Regions from separate parts of the Mus musculus genome. Here region 2 is linked to region 1. The links are chromatin loops, found by intact Hi-C in ENCODE. Cell type or tissue: left cerebral cortex. All regions are shown on one strand.

What was found. Hi-C counts contacts between places; a loop is a spot of excess contacts. Peaks named below come from ENCODE experiments on the same cell type or tissue, not always from the same donor. Only the 100,000 strongest peaks of a DNase experiment are listed, where the experiment ranks them.
Region 2: it touches region 1 in a loop (3-fold over the local background); 5 of 42 quality-filtered maps call a loop at or near these places.

Annotation. Positions count from the first base shown.
Region 1 is chr11:82,615,815-82,623,814 of GRCm38, reverse strand. No RefSeq gene overlaps it. Among named protein-coding and RNA genes, the nearest start is that of Gm11426, 14 kb to the left of the region's middle. In left cerebral cortex, a CTCF peak has its summit at 4,173 (motif pointing right); a DNase peak (open chromatin) is centred at 5,202.
Region 2 is chr11:82,759,014-82,767,013 of GRCm38, reverse strand. It overlaps Cct6b (chaperonin containing Tcp1, subunit 6b (zeta)), which reads left to right and starts at 2,693. Exons shown (of 14, transcript NM_009839.3): 1 at 2,693-2,923; 2 at 4,763-4,826; 3 at 6,530-6,664. The coding sequence starts at 2,787. It overlaps Zfp830 (zinc finger protein 830), which reads right to left and starts at 2,669. Exons shown (of 1, transcript NM_025884.4): 1 at 1-2,669. The coding sequence starts at 2,642. The coding sequence ends at 1,551. In left cerebral cortex, a CTCF peak has its summit at 4,384 (motif pointing right); DNase peaks (open chromatin) are centred at 2,696 and 2,995; H3K4me3 peaks cover 2,214 bases; H3K27ac peaks cover 1,106 bases.

The DNA of each region.
Region 1 (8,000 bases):
GAGCCAGGCTTACCATTAATCCATGTATCCAAGCATCCATCTATCCACATCCATCCACACACCCATCCATTTATCTATCCATCCATCATCCATCCATCTGTCCACATACCCATTCAACCATCAATCTATCCATCCATCCATCATCTATCCATCCATCCATCCATCATCTATCCATCCATTCATCCATCCATCCACATACCTATCCAACCATCCATCCATCCATCATCCATCCATCCATCCATCCATCCATCCATCCACATACCCATCCAACCATCTGCATCCATCCACATACCCATCCATTCATCCATCCATCATCCATCCATCTATCCGTCCACATACCCATTCAACCATCCATCCATCCATCCATCCATTCATCCATCCACATATCCATCCATCCATCCATCCTCCATCCATCCATCTATACACCCATTCATATATCCATCCATCCCTCACTTCTCTGTATCCTTGCCCAGCCTATCCTTGAGGCTCAAGGAGATGAGCCTTTCTCTAGGAAACTGTCCCTTACCTGAATGGTGGGGACAGGGGTGGGAGGTGCTGGAGGATCACTCTTTTAGGATCCTGTCACCTTTCTTTCCCAACTACAGGGGTACTCATCCCCCTAAAAGGGATCAAAGCTTCTCTTTGAGGTCCCAAATGCTCAGGTTTGAGTCAGATTACATGGTATCCTCTAGGGATCCAGGGAAAGCATTTTTTTTTTCATGGTCTGGGCAGCAAGTTGGGAGAGGTAGAGAATCCTGGGAGCCTGGTTAGTCATCTGAATGGATCTCCCGACCCTAAAAAGGGAAAGAAGGAAAGGGCAGGAGCCCTCTCCATCTCCCCTCAAGACCGACCAGCCATCAGCGAAGCAGAAAGCTTTAAAAATCCCAGAGGATTTCTGAAACAAACCCAGTGGCCACTGGGATACAATAGCAGGGAGAGGAAACAAATCCTGGGGACAGAGGACAATTGGGATAACCAAGAGGCCTGCAAGTAGAGAGAGGGGACATGGGGAAGAGAGAGGCAGAGAGAGAGAGAGAGAGAGAGAGAGAGAGAGAGAGAGAGAGAGAGAGGCAGACAGACAGAGAGCATGTCTTATGGGCATCTGGAAGTGGAGTTAGGTCTGGACAGGGAGGGAAAAGAGGCCATATCCCAGGATTTGCTCCAGCTGTCTAAGTGTGGTCACCCATCCTTGTGGTCTCCACAAGCCCTAATTCTTTCTTGCTGTCAGGACTCAGATACTGGCAGCCTTAGTGCAGAGGTAACAGATAGTCCCCTGAAGCAGCACCTGGCTCACATTCTCACTCTTTTCTGCAGAAGGCAGCCTTTCATAGGTTATAGTTAACTCCTGCGGGAAGTAAAAGCTCACTGGGGGGTGTTTTCCAGGCAAAGAGGCAAGAAGACAATCCTTGTGAATGAGAAAGACCCCTCCCAGCACGGACCTTCTCAGTTACCACTCAGCATATCCCGTGATAGAAGGTCTTAGCATCCTGAAGTCCCTACCTGGAGATCTGAGACAAAGGATGCCTTAGATAACTTGTTTCCTCCCTCCAGCAACTGTTCCTAAGAAAGCAGCAAGGTCTTCAGAGTCAATCAGTGCTGATGGTTGACATGTGGTCAGGGAGGTATCCAGCAATCCGGAAGAGGTGGCCCTCTGGATCCAGCTCTCTTTGGGGGCTACTCAGCCCTTAGTCCTCTCTGCACAGTTCCTGGTTCATGAATTCTCTAATCCTCATAGCTGGGAGGTGAGACTTGCTGGGGGAGTCCCAGGAGCCATTGTGACACCCACACACCCATGGGTCAGGAAGAGAGGAGCAGAGGCTGAGGGCATGTCAGAGGGGCTCAAGCTAGGGTATGTAGAGACCAAGCAGGGCACTTAACAAAGATGAGTGAGAGTGGGGACTGAGTCTGCTCCCTCCCCTTGAGGGCTGGGATTCTCTAGATAACACCTGGGACGGAGTCCTGAAGTTCCTTCTTCACCCCACAACCTCACTTAAAAAAGATTTAGGGGCTGGAGAGTTGGCTCAAAGATTAAGAGCACTGGATACTCTTCCAGAGGTCCCGAGTTCAATTCTCATCAACCACGTGGTGGCTCATAACTATCTATAATGGGATCTGATGACCTCATCTGGCATGAACCCATATAGACACATTCTTGTGCATTAAAAAAATTATTTTTATTTTCTATGTATGGGTGTTTTGCCTGCATGTAATGGGTGTGCACCTTGATTCAGGTGTGTCCACAGAGTGCAGAACAAGACACCAGTTCCTCTGGACCTGGAGTCACAGAGGGTTGTGAGTAACCATGTGGATGCTGGGAACCAGATGCTGAGTAGTCTGCAGGAGCAGTCAGTGCTCTTAACTGCTGAGCCATCTCTCTGGTCCCCACAAGCCCTAATTCTTCCTTGCTGCCAGAACTCAGATACCAGCAACCCTCAAATGCCAGCGGGATCCTGTCTGCAGGATTGAATCCTGATGCCTTAAAGTAGAATGTACTGACCATGTTTCCTCCTCCGCTGCCGCCGTATTCACAGGCCATGTGGACACCGCTGTATCCACTCAACCGTTGCTTTAGTTTATAATTTACAAACTGGCAGCAGCAAGATGGCTCAGCAGGTAAAGGCACTTGCTTTGCAAGCCTAATAACCTGAGTTCCAGCCTACCTAATGGTTGAAGGAGAGCACAGACTCCCGCAAGTCATCCTCCGGCCTCCACACGGGCATCGTGGGACTCTGCACCCCACACTATACACACAAAATAAATAAAATTTGATTTTAAAAACTAAAAACATTATCAACTAAATTTTACAGTTGAGAATATCTGCAACATAACAAGCCAGTAGTATTTATTTATAACACATACCTAGATGGCGTGTCTGGGCTCTAATAAAGTTTATGTATAAAAGCAGGTGGAGGTCCGAGCCAGAGAGCCAACCATGGCTTGCCAACCAATCATTATCTACTGGATCTCAGCTCCCACATCGGAAAACTGGGGGTTCATGTTTCTTGTGGGGCAAGATAGGTCATCAAAGGAGTTTGTTTAAAAGGAAAACCAAGGGTCCTAGTGCTCAGGAGTAGAGCGGTACTTCACTCTGCCTCTTGCCATCGCTGTGTGACCTTGGGAAGGTCTCTTAGCTACACTGAGCATCATTTATCTCCTTTGTAAAGTGGGATGCTAGCACCCATGTCTCATGGTGTGTACAGGTTAGGTGACAGCACAGACTGCATGCTCAGTGGACGTTAACAAAGAGCAGAGTCCCTAGTCCCTGATACCTGCCTGTCACTGGACATTTGGTAAATCCTGTCCCTGCTCCAGAGCCCATGGGCCCAGGAACCCTCCTGGATGTGGGATGTGAACCTGCCATATATGGTCCCTCCCTTCTCCACCCAGTGCCCCCCTACCACACTGCTTCCCCATTTAACAGAACGAGTAATTAACAATGTTAATTCTAATCTCATTTGCTAATGAAGGCAGTCTAATTGCACCATAATTGGCAGCAGCAGCAGCAGAAAAACACAAAATAAACCCTGCGTGTGTAATTCAGTTTAACTTCTTTATAATTACCTAGGGGGCCTGAACTGGGTGGCTGGGATGGGGGTGGTATGAGGAGACTGGAGAATTCAGAGCAACCCCTGAGAGATGGAGAAGGGGGTTTAAAAACTCCCTTCTTGACCTCTCTAACCATCCTTCCAAGACCTTTGAGAAAACCAGTTTCCCTCCCTTCTCTCTCCTTCTTTGAAAAGGGTGTTCCCCTGCAGGCAGGTCTCTGGGCCTCTATGCCTTCCTGGTTTACTGCATTGGGTTTTCCTCCAGGTGGGCCTCTGCAGGAGGGGATGCTAGCTTCAGTTGTGAACTATCTGCTTGCCTCTCCAGCCTCACTTGATATCCAGTCCTTAGATCTCAGACCTGACCTTAAGTTCCAGCCTGGAAGGATTGGTCTGCGCATCATTTGGTTTCCATGTAGAACTTCCCCAACCTTGCAACCTATGGGAGCCTACTGAGGACCCCACAAGCAAACCTGATCCGGCCCCCTTACTCCACTTCAAGTGGAGGAGGCTGCTTAGATGGATATCCCATAATCCCACACATGCCTCTGTGCAGGCCTTTTTATGGCCAGGTTAAAGTTTTATTTATTTTTTTAAAATTTCATGTCTGTGGTGGGATTTGTGCCCATGCATGCAGGTGCCTGGAAGGCCAGAAGAGGGCGCCAGATCACCCTGGACCTGGAGTTTCAGATGTGTTGGTGCTGTGAACTTGAACTCTGGCCTTCTGAAAGAAGTACTGGCTTCTAACTGTTGAATGATCTTTTCAGCTCCAAGATGGATTTTATGTAAAAATTTGCAATGCCTGGCACTAAATAGGTGCTTGGCTTTACTCTTGAAGAATGACAGGTAGATGACTATGGAAAAGGTTCTGGAAGGGAGAGGAGTATGGAAAGCCTTGGGTGGTCTATAGTTCTGGTTTAGTCTGCTGTGTGCTCAGGACCTCACTCTGTGAAGCCAGAGGGCTAGTACTCCATCTCTTTGTGTGACACCACTTCTTCTTCTTCTTCCTCCTCCTCCTCCTCCTCCTTCTCTTCTTCTTCTTCTAAAGATTTATTTATTTATTTTATGTATATGAGTACGTTGTAGTTGTCTTCAGACACATTGCAGATGGTTGTGAGCTACCATATGGTTGCCGGGAATTGAACTCAGGACCTTTGGAAGAGCAGTCAGTGCTCTTACCTGATGAGCCATCTCTCCTGCCTGTGACACTTCTTTTTATTATCAGGGGAGAGAGGGAGGGGGAGGGGGAGGGGAGGGGAGAGAAGGGGAAATGGAGGGGGAGAGAGGGGAAGGGGAAGAGAGAGGGGAAGGGGGAGGGAGAGAGGGAGAGAGAGCGGGGGGGGGGGAGAGAGGGAGAGGGGGAGAGAGAGGGGGAAATGGGGAGGGGGAGAGGGCGAGGGCGAGGGCGCGAGAGAGATTGAATGATTAAATCCCAGGCTTCTCATCTTTGGAAGTTAAGCTTCACACCTCAGCCCCACCCCCTCTCTCTGAGTATGTAAATCCACACCTTCTCTAAACCCTAACAATCGCTCCGCTTTTGACCCACAGCAACATCTCAACAGCTTCCGCTGCCTCGTTTTGGAAAGAAATGAGTACCAAGGTATTTGCTCCGCTTAAGGGCCAATCATTTCCATAGCAACCAGCTGAGGCTTAGGCTAAGCTACAACCTGCTCTGGCTTAGGGGTGATGAGAAGGGACTTAGCTAGTTTGGGGTTAGAAGGCATTTGGTGCCCTTCTTCTGAGCCTGTAGTCCTCACCGCGGGAGACTTGGGTGCCAGGTCTAGGTGTGTTCAGCGGATCACGTGGTCCTTTGGTTTTGGTTTCTTTCCCTGTCTCACCTACCAGGACCACAGAAATCTGGGCGTTCATTCCTCGCCCCCTGCCTTCCGCTTGGCTCCTATTCAACACTTACTTTCCCTTGCTTAGTGCCCTTGTGTGGGAGCCGGCATACCTGCGATTACTTAGAGAAAGTTGAATGCCAAGCTGCTCCCAGGGCATTTGTGTAAAAGAGGAGTCTTTCCTGTGGGTTTCATACCTTTTTTTTTTTTTTTAAATCCTCTTTGTTCTGAGATTTCCCAACAAAGTGTCTCTAGTATTAGGTGCCACCCAACGGAACCTAGGGTGTGTAGATGTTTTCCTAATTGTCTTTGTGATAATGGTCACACTTTTGCCTCCTCTGGATCATCATTTCCTGAATTTCCAATCACCTTTATCCTGTCTTTCACGTTTATTCTTTCTGATATAAGTTCTAGTAATTTCCTAGATAGACTTCTCCAGCCCTTTAGTGGAATCTTTCCTTTTTTGTTTCATTCCACGAGTTACGAACAGATTCTTCCTAGCGTTTTTTGTTTTTGTTTTGATGTTTGTTTGTTTATACACTTAAGGGGCTGTTCTTTTTTTCATGGATGCCTCTCTTTGTTTCTCTGAGGATGATTTTCAGCATCTGATGTGTGCTGCTGTGCCTTGCATCTATTTAATCTGGGTGCCACCCCAGGCTTCTCTCTTTGTCCCCCAGATGCTGGGATCTGGGCACTCCATGTGTGCAGGCCTGGTGTGCACAGGATATGGGGGGCAGTAGTAGGGACCACTCTGGGTCTGATCTTTCGCACAGAGAGCCTCTACCACCAAACCCCAGCCCAGCAGGCCTGGTAGGAGGTGGAGAAGCTTCAAGGACTTGAATAGAGAGGGGAGGCGGGAGGGAGGTGCAGAGGGCTTTGCTTAAGGCATTTGTTTGCCTTCTGGATTTGAAAGCCTCCGACCCATTTCTCTTCTTCCCCTCTGCTGGAGGGTCCTCTGTTCCATATATCAGCCTTTATCATACACAGCTATTTTTTTTACCCTGCCTTTGATGTAGCCCTTGCTATCAGTGAGGCATGCCAGCCTGCCCCTGAGCTTGCTTCCCACTGTCCACTCACATCCCAGCTGCTTCAAGTGGTCAGCCACCTGCTTCTTAGCATCCAAATCTTGTTCTCAGGCAAAACCCTGTCGTTCTAGTGAGGCAACAAGGAGAGATGGAAGATGGTTTTCTCAGTCATGTGCAGCGATGTAGAAGCTGCACAGTCCTGTCCGACCTCGCAGAGATCTCCACAGGAGCCCTGGCTGTCTAGGTGGGGAAGGAAGTTTGCTCTGCTACACTTGGTCAGCAGTGGGGACCTACCTCCATAAGCAACTGATCTAGGTGGCTGTGGATGTGAGGCGCCCCCTCCCCCAGTGTCTCTGCTTCTCCATGCTCCCCACGTGGAGTTTAATGAGAAGCAAAATGCCACAGGCACAGAGCCCAGTGGGAAGGAGAATGTGGAATCGGGGCTGCTGGAGATGGCCTGGGTCCTGTGCACCTGTGGGAAGATCGCTTTGATGTCATAACTGAGTATGTGAAAATTAAAAGCAGAAAACCAGAGGCAAAGCCAGTTGCTGGGGGGATAGCATCGATGGAGGCTGGGCATGTTTTTCTCTTAACCATTCTTCTCTGAAGGCCTGGCATTCATGGTCATAGGCATGCATGTGTCTGTGTGTGCAGCCTGCATCCATGTGTCTGCACACTCCTACACAGGCATATTCACCCATGTCCTGTGTGTGTATGTGAGTGCCTGAATGTGTGCGAGCATGTATGGATACCTATAGTGCTGCTCTGAGGTTTTGGTCTGGGGCAGTGGGGAACACTGAGGATGGAGATCAGGCCTGCTAGCTGGCCTCTCTTTGTCTCTGTTTGGACTGCCAGACACACAAGAATGGAGTGTCTGAAAAATAACAGGTGCTAGCCAGATTGGGGTGGCACACATCTTTAATCCCAGCAATTGTGAGGCAAAGGCAGGCAGATCTCTGTAAATTCAAGGCCAGTCTGGTCTACAAATCGAGTTTAAGGAGAGCCAGGACTATACAAAGAAATCTTGTCTCCAAAACAAAACAAAAACAACCAAACAAAAACAACCCTCCAAACCAGCTAACCAAACAAAAACAAAACAAAACAAAACAAAAACACCCTCCAAACCAGCTAACCAAACAAAAAAAACAAAACAAAAACACCCTCCAAACAGGTGCTCAGTTCTCACTGAGTTGTGGAGACCAGGAAGGTGTCTTGGGGAGGGCCTGGTCTGGTTCACTGACAGTGAGTAGAAGGGCAAACATGCCCCTTTAATTCCCCCTTGCCAGGGCACTGACTCACATCCACAGACCCTACTCTTATGATGGAGACACTTTCTGAAAGGCCCACTTCCTTCTTCTGTCACCTTGTGGGTTGTCTTAGTGTCTTCTCCTGTTGCTGTGATAAAATGCATGGACAAAAGCAAGTTAAGGAAGGGAAGATATATTTCAGCTCACAGTTCAAGGTTCAGCTCATCATGGTGGGGGAGTCAAGGCAAGCAGGAGCTTGAAGCAGCTGGTCCACTTATCCCTGCAGGCAGAAGAGCAATAGGTGAGTGCTGGCTAGTGTTCAGCCCACTTTCTCCATCTTATATAAAT
Region 2 (8,000 bases), 140 kb before region 1:
CTCTTAGTCCATAACTAATCAGTCGCTTAACTTTTGAAGTGTTGTGTACATAATTTCCCAGTTCCTTGTCCTAGACTTCTTCCATACCACACACTACAACTAGAATAACACCGAATTGTCACAGACTTCTTCAGTTTAAAAAAACCCAAATCCTCCATTTATTTCCACATTGCCTGTAAAAACAGTTCTTTAGAATTAAAGGATTTTTTTTTTTTTTTATTTTAGACAAGGTCTCACTACATAGTCCAGGCTGCATCTCCCTCAGCCTTCCAAAAGCTGCAATGTCAGGGGTGAGGCACCACATCCAGTTTTCAAGGCTTTCAGGCCTTTTCTTCTTGGTGGTTTTCCTTATAAAACCTGAGCTAGAATGGGTTAATATATGTAAAGTGCTTAGAATCCTGACTGGCCTAGGCTTAGAACAGTATGTCTTAGCTATTATAGTAAATTGGAAGATGCTGTATATAAAACACTCATCCTCCAAAGCAAGGAAAACTTTAAAATATCAATAACTAGAATAAGGTAACTGGCATTGCCTTACTAGCAACTTACCTATCTTCCTGCCATTGAAAGAACCTGTAAACACAAGCCTGATTTACCACAAAAATAAAATTTCCAACTCAATGGGGTAATATTTCCTTCATTTGAAAACTGGCTTGGTGGTGGGAGAATACTTGCCTAGCATTCCCATAGCTCTGATCTGTTTAGCAGCACTCGGGGGCAGGGAGTACAGTAAACTACAGAGCATGTTCAAGGAAAACAAAGCCTGAAAAATATATAGATAGGTTTTACACTTAAGGCAGCTGAATCTCCAACCTGGGCAAATACTAGAATAACCTGGGAATAGTCAAGAATATTGTCATCTGGATCCCATTTAATTTATGGAATCTTTTATGGTCAAAACCTCTTTAAGATGGGGCTCAGGCACTAAAGCTTCATAGGCGATTTGACATTCCATGAACAATCAAAAGTTTCACAGGTGATACTGATGTACAACTTAGCAATCATTGATCTTGTCAAAAGAAACACTGTGCTGGAGTCTGGACATCTGTATGCTTTTGAAAAAAGAATACCCATCCACTGCTTTATGAAGAATATGTGTTTATGAGTGGCCTTCTAAAAACAACCTTCCCAAAGCGCCAACCCTTGGAGTTTAAGGCTTGAAAATATATATACATCGAGGTCATATAAACATGTGTCTTTTTTATCTGACTAATATAAGGATCAAAACAGAGTGACTTATATAAATATATACTTAGCTATGTGCAATATTTACAACTTAGATTTTACAACTGAAAAACCACATTGAACCTGTAAAGATGAAAAAGTTGGCAATTTGTGGTTATAATTTCAAAAATGTCAAAAACGGTTTTACCTCAAACATTTTATAATAAATAGCACCGCACACAGTACCATCCCCAAAGTATTACTCCTCACTGGCTTACTTTATCCCAACAATTAGGGGTATCCAAGGTCAGAGGAACCCAAGAACTTGGACACAGCACTTTTTAAGGGACAGCGGGGACTGATGGAAAGCTTGGGTCTTCAAAACCTTACAGCAAAGCCCCCTTTACCCTCCAGTCCTGAGACAGCAAATCCTGTAATTCTCCTTCGTCGTCACTGTCCACATTCTCCTCTTCCTTTTTCTGAAGTTCTTTTATGGTCAAAACCTCTTTAAGTTTGTTTTTTATTTCATCCTGGCGATTCCGCAGCTTTTCCACTCGGCGGTAACATTCTATCTGCTCATCAATCTCTCCAATCTGCCGGTCCAACCGTCCCTCCTCATCCTCTTCAGCAACGATCGCTTCAGAGATAGTGTTGACTTGCCTCATAGCCTTTTGAAACTCGTCCCACTCTTTGTCCATCTGATCCTTTGGGGCATCCACCTTCCGGACCTTTGCATCTACCTCAGGGTCGTCGAAGAACCCTTCTGGTAATGCTTCGGCGGTGTTCTCTCTTCTTTCCACCACTTTTTCATGTATTTCTGCTTTCTCAATGGACCCTGAATGAGGAACTAAGGGGGCCTTGGGAGGATTTGTATTAAACGGATCGTTTGGCAGCACATTGCTTGTTGTCTCCCTCGGAGAGGCAAGCGAGTGTTCTTTGCCCTGTGCATCCGGAAGATGCTTGCTGCTGTCCCTTCTTTCTTCTCCACCTCCCTCTTCTTCCTCCTCTTCCTCATCGTCATAATCAGGCAGTAAACCGAGTCCAGGTTTACTGGGGGCCGCCCTAGCGGCATCCAAGTTGGCGGACGAGGCTGAGGTGGAGGGCTGTACCTGAGGTCCCGCGGAGGCCTTGGCTTTCTTGGCGTCTTGGCTCTCCACATCCGTCGCTCTCCTCTTGGTGGCCTGAGGTACAGTGCCGGTCGACGGGCCCTGGGTTGCTCCTTTGGCGCCTTTCAGCTCCGCTACTCTCTCCCGGTGCTGCTTTCCCAGAACATGGGTCTGCCACAGGAGCTCGCTCTTGACCGGGGTGTTACACAGTGCGCAGCTCAGCTGCCCCAGACGGTTGTACTTGGCGAATGGAGATTCGATCCTCTTCCGGTTGGTGCTCAGGCGCTGCTTCTCCCTCATCAAGCGCCTCAGTTCTTCCTGATTCACCACTCGCTTCCCAGCCGGAGTCCGAGTAGAGGTGGAGGACGCCATGTTTGCGCCCAGGACTCAGGCGAGTCTAGCTTCCGAGGCGTGATAGCGTCACTTCCTGTTATGGCGCCGATTGGCCCACACTCAGGAGTGTGGGCGTGGCGCCAGGGTTCGGAGTCGGCAAGTTTGGGGCTGGACTGTTGAACCATGGCTGCGATCAAAATCGCTAACCCTGGCGCTGAAGTGACCCGGAGCCAAGCGGCCTTGGCTGTGAACATCTGCGCCGCCCGTGGGCTGCAGGATGTGCTGCGTCCCACCTTGGGTCCTAAGGGCGCGCTAAAAATGTGAGATGCCGCTAGAGTGTGCGGGGTGTCGCGGCTCACTCTGATTCTGATGCTGATCAGTGAAAACCTGTGAGCAATGCTGCGACATTTAGACACCCGGTTTCCTCTCTCTCACTCCTGCTCTTAGGATTCTCTAGCCGAGGAAGAGAGCGCCTCCCCGAAGAAAAGACTCCGTCAATAGAAACTGTTAGCCTTGTGCGCGCGCTCAGCAGACGTTGGGCTGCAGCTCCGCCGCAGGCAGTATTGTTTTGACGTGGTGGAGTGGTACTGGCTTTGGAGCTAGGCAGGCATAGGTTCAAATTCAAGTTCCATTATCTTCCAGCAGTTGGGACTCTCCGCACCTACAGTTCTTCATGTTTAGTCATCCATTTGGACATATGTTTATTTAGCACCATTGTTTTACGAAGAAAGAAGAGTAGGGGAGATCAAAAGGTCTCTTGGGAAAGAGACACCCTGAGAGGAATGAGCAAAGTAGCGTTTATAGTAAACGAGTCCACTTAACACTAGATGCTGGAAAAACAGATGGGATAGTTTCTGTCCTTTCCTTTAAAAACCTGATTTATATTTACGTGTGCACATCTGTCTGAGTTTATGTGCATCAGGTGTGAGCAGATGCCCCCAGAGGTCAGAGGGTGACAGATCCCTAGAACTCGAGTTATAGGCAGTTGTAAGCCATTTGATATGGGTGCTGGAGACCAAGCTCAGATCCTCTTCAAAAACAATAAGTGCTTTTTAACTGCTGAGCCATCTCTCTAGCCTTTGAGATGGTATCCTTAAAGTGACATGGCAGTGACAGGTATGTCAATTATATAGAGATGCAAATGATTTTACAGAGGAAAGGGCCCAATTACCGATGATTGAAGGAAAATCCTCTCAGATATCAGGGGATGTTTGATCAGAGTTGTAGAAGAATGAGTGACAGGAATCAAGACCTCCTAGTGGTGTAAATCCACCAGAAATAAACATTATAATGCATTAAGGGAACAGAAAGACCTACTGTGGGAATAATGGTGGATGGAACAGGAGAGTTTGGAAAAGGCCAAGTATGTTACTGATAAATTACCTGGATTTTTATCTTGAAGATGGTAGAGAATGTAACATCTTTGAAGGATTGGTGATCAGGAAACTGAATCCCATTGCCTTTTAGAAAGATGTAGCATGGAGGGTTGATTCAAATTAGGAGACAAGATGCTGTCTAAGCAGTCTAGGAAGGATAACAATTAAATTGGAGAGAGATGTCCAAAGGCATTTTAATTGTAGAATTGACTAAGCTTGGTGATTTAATAAATGCAAGGCACTAGACAACTAAATTCAGTGGCTGAATCATGACATTCACCAAGATAAAAACCTACAGAAATTTGTAGATTTGTACTCTGTTTCATACTTTTAAAAAAATATTTATTTTTATCATGTATACAATGTTCTACTTGCATGTATGCCTGCATGCCAGAAGAGGGCACCAGATCTCATTATAGATGGTTGTGAGCCACCATGTGGTTGCTAGCAATTGAACTCAGGTCCTATGGAAGAGCAGCCAGTGCTCTTAACCTCTGAGCCATCTCTCCAGCCCTGTTTTATACTTTTCATTAGCCAACATGTATAACTCATCAGCTCGTGTTTAAACCATAAATGCTCTGTTTGGAATGAAATTACTGTAAGGTCATCCGGGAGAACTAATCCCATGAGACGCAAGTGGCAGTCACTACCACATGTCACCACGTGGCTCAGTGTAGCGTTTCCAAGCCCAGTCAACTGTTTTTAGGACCATAAATGGCAAGAACTCGGGAGGGTTTGTTGATTCTTGGCTTGTGTAGTTAAGCACCATTGTCCTTTTTACAGGCTTGTTTCTGGGGCAGGTGACATCAAACTCACCAAAGACGGCAATGTACTGCTTCATGAGATGGTGAGCCAATGCTCTTTGTCATTTTCTTTTCTCAGACAGGAGCTGCCTATGTAGCCCTGGCTGGCCGCAAATTCACAATTTCCTCTCCCCTTCTTGCCTGCCTCAGCTTCCTGAGTGTTGGATTCAGGTATTAGATGCAGTGCCGAGCTGCTGCTGGCTATGATAAATTGTATAAGCTTTAATTAAGAACATGGCACATGGGCTGGGAATGCAGCTCAGGGATAGAGCACTTCCCCAGCATGTGCAGGACTCTAGGTTCAACATTGGGGTGGGGAAGGTACACTCTGAAAGTTCGTTTGTTTGTTTGTTTATTGCAGGCCGGAGAGATGACTTAGTGATTAAGAGCTGTTTTCCCAGAGAACTTGGGATCAATTTCCAGAACCCATATGGGAGGCCACAACTCTGTACTCCAGTTCCTCACATAAGCATACATTCAGGCAAAACACCGATGCACATAAATTAAAGAAAAAAAATTTTTAGCTGGGCTTGATGGTATATGCCTTTAAACCCAGCACTCCAGAGGCAGAGACAGGCAGATCTCTGAGTTTAGGACTATCCTGTTCTACAGATCAACTTCCAGAACAGCCAGGGCTACACAGAGAAACCTTGTCTTGAAAAATATATATATATATATTTTTTTTTTGCAATGCTAGAGATTGAGTGATGCACCCTCATATACTGGGCAAGTGCTCTTTACCACTAAGCTACACCTTCAACCTTACCCCCCTCCCCCATCTATCTATTTATCTATCTATCTATCTATCTATCCATGTATATATATATATATTTATTTCATGTATGTGGGTATACTGTTGCTGTCTTCAGACACACCAGAAGAGGGCTTCAGATCTCATGGTTGTGAGCCACCATGTGATTGCTGGGAAATAAACTCAGGACCTCTGGAAGAGCAGTCAGTGCTCTTAGCCGCTGAGCCATCTCTCCAGCCCACAATTTATATTTTTAAGGATTTTATTGATTTTTAAATTTCATATGTATGAGGGTCTATCTTTATGAATGTATGCTACATGTATGCTGGTACCTGCAGAGGCCAGAAAAGGGTTTCAGGTTCCCTGGAGCTGGACTTTGAGCCACTTCTGGGTGCTGGGAACCAAACTCCACTTCCTGGAAGAACAGAACATACTCTTAATGGCTAAGCTGTCTCTCTAACCCAACTTTTTTTTTTTTTAATTAAAGGCCTTCCCCAAGACCACCTGACCACAATTTGTATTTTTAAGGCTGCCAGCTAAATACTGCAGTCTTGAGATATGGCTGTTGGATTAAACCTCAACAGAATGATTTTTGCAGTTTTCAAATGTTTATAGATTCTGATAGCTTAGGGAGACTTACAAATTAATAACATCTTTTCCAGAGCACTTCATTATAGTCTCTGTAATCATGCAAAAAGAAAAAGTCCTCTACGGTGTTCATAAATATATTCCTCTTAGAGATTGAAGGGCTTAATCTCTTCTTGGAAATGTCATTGCATTTTGAAGCAAAGACTTTCATACAATGTTCAAACCTCATTAATTCTCAACTTTAAAACTTTGGATTTGACATTTACTAAATGTTGATAATGCAGACCTTGTAAGTGCGCAGCATGACGTTTGCTTGTTAATTTTACTATTGTCCCTTGGGCTGCCTTGGATTCAGTGGCTTTCCGCATCATAGTTTCTGTCTTTAAATTTGCTGTTTACCTTTTCCAGCAAATTCAACACCCAACGGCTTCCATCATTGCAAAAGTGGCAGCAGCCCAAGACCATGTCACAGGGGATGGCACTACCTCAAATGTCCTGATCATTGGAGAGTTGCTAAAGCAAGCTGATCTTTACATTTCTGAGGTATTAAACATTCACACAAAGCAAGTTTTTTAAATTTAATTTTAGAGGATGAGAACTAATTTTAATTAAGATAACCTTAGGCAGTTGTAAATGGAAAGTGCTTTTTATTTTTTGCCAAAGTAATGGCTTTTATTGCAATTATATACTTTTAAAAATATAAAATATTTAATGATATATAGAAAGGTTAAAGAGAAAGCTCCCGTGTACCCATGAATCCTGCTTAGAAAAGAAAATGTAACTAATAAAAGTTGAAACAAAATGTTGTTCCTTTAAAAATAATGGGAAAGATGATTGGAGGGTTTTCACTTTGTGTCTTTTTTCTTTTCTTTTCTTAAGATTTATTTATTTTATGTATGTGAGTAGCTGTTGCTGTCCTGTCTTCAGACATACTAGAAGATGGCATCTGATCCCATTACAGATGGTTGTGAGCAACCATGTGGTTGCTGGGAATTGAATTCAGGACCTCTGAAAGAGCAGTCAGTGTTCTTAAACACTGAGCCATCTCTCCAGCCCCACTTTGTGGGTTTTTCTAGTCCCTGTTTCCTAAAGCACTTAGCCGAATCCTCTCTTCATCAGCCTGTGAAGCCATCATTCACATTTCTTTGTACTGTTGTTTAATTGTATTCTTCTCTCGACATTATCCGTCTTTTCTATAATTATTTGAGTTTTCTGTCTTCCTCAGAGACTATCTAAGAAACATAACCTTGTTGAAGTGGAGATTCTGGCTTCTTCGTGTTTGAGAATTATCTATTCAGTGTCTGTAACTTACCTCATTTAGATTTGGACTTAAATCATGGAAACAACTAAAATTCTCTTACCTATACAGAAATCAGTCATCATCTTACATAAGAAAATAGTGTATAGTCTGTGACTGGGGAATTTAAAAGTTCAACCAGCCATCAAGTACATAGGTCCTTTTGATCTCTTAACTCTTTTGCCCATAATAAGGCTTCATCCTAAAATGGATCTTGAAGGTAAGACCATCAGAGGAAGCCAGTGTGACTCAGCAGGTGTGGGTAAGATAAAGACATTCCTCCAGCTATAGCATTTTAATCCTCCCCTGGGCCAACCTTAGTCTTACACACATTTTAAACTGAATACCATTGTCAGGGGAATTGATTAGGCTAATTTAGATCCCACTGGTTGAGTTAGGGTTAGTGTTCCTCTGAAACACAGGTGAACGATGGACACCTCGCAAGGACTAGGGTTGGGGGAGGAAGGAAGGAGACTAGCAATGGTGAGATGTGTGTGTGTGTGTGTATAGTGTATATCTGAACCATGATAAAGTGAAGCACAGGGTACAATAGAAACGACAGGAAAGCATGGAGATGCTAAA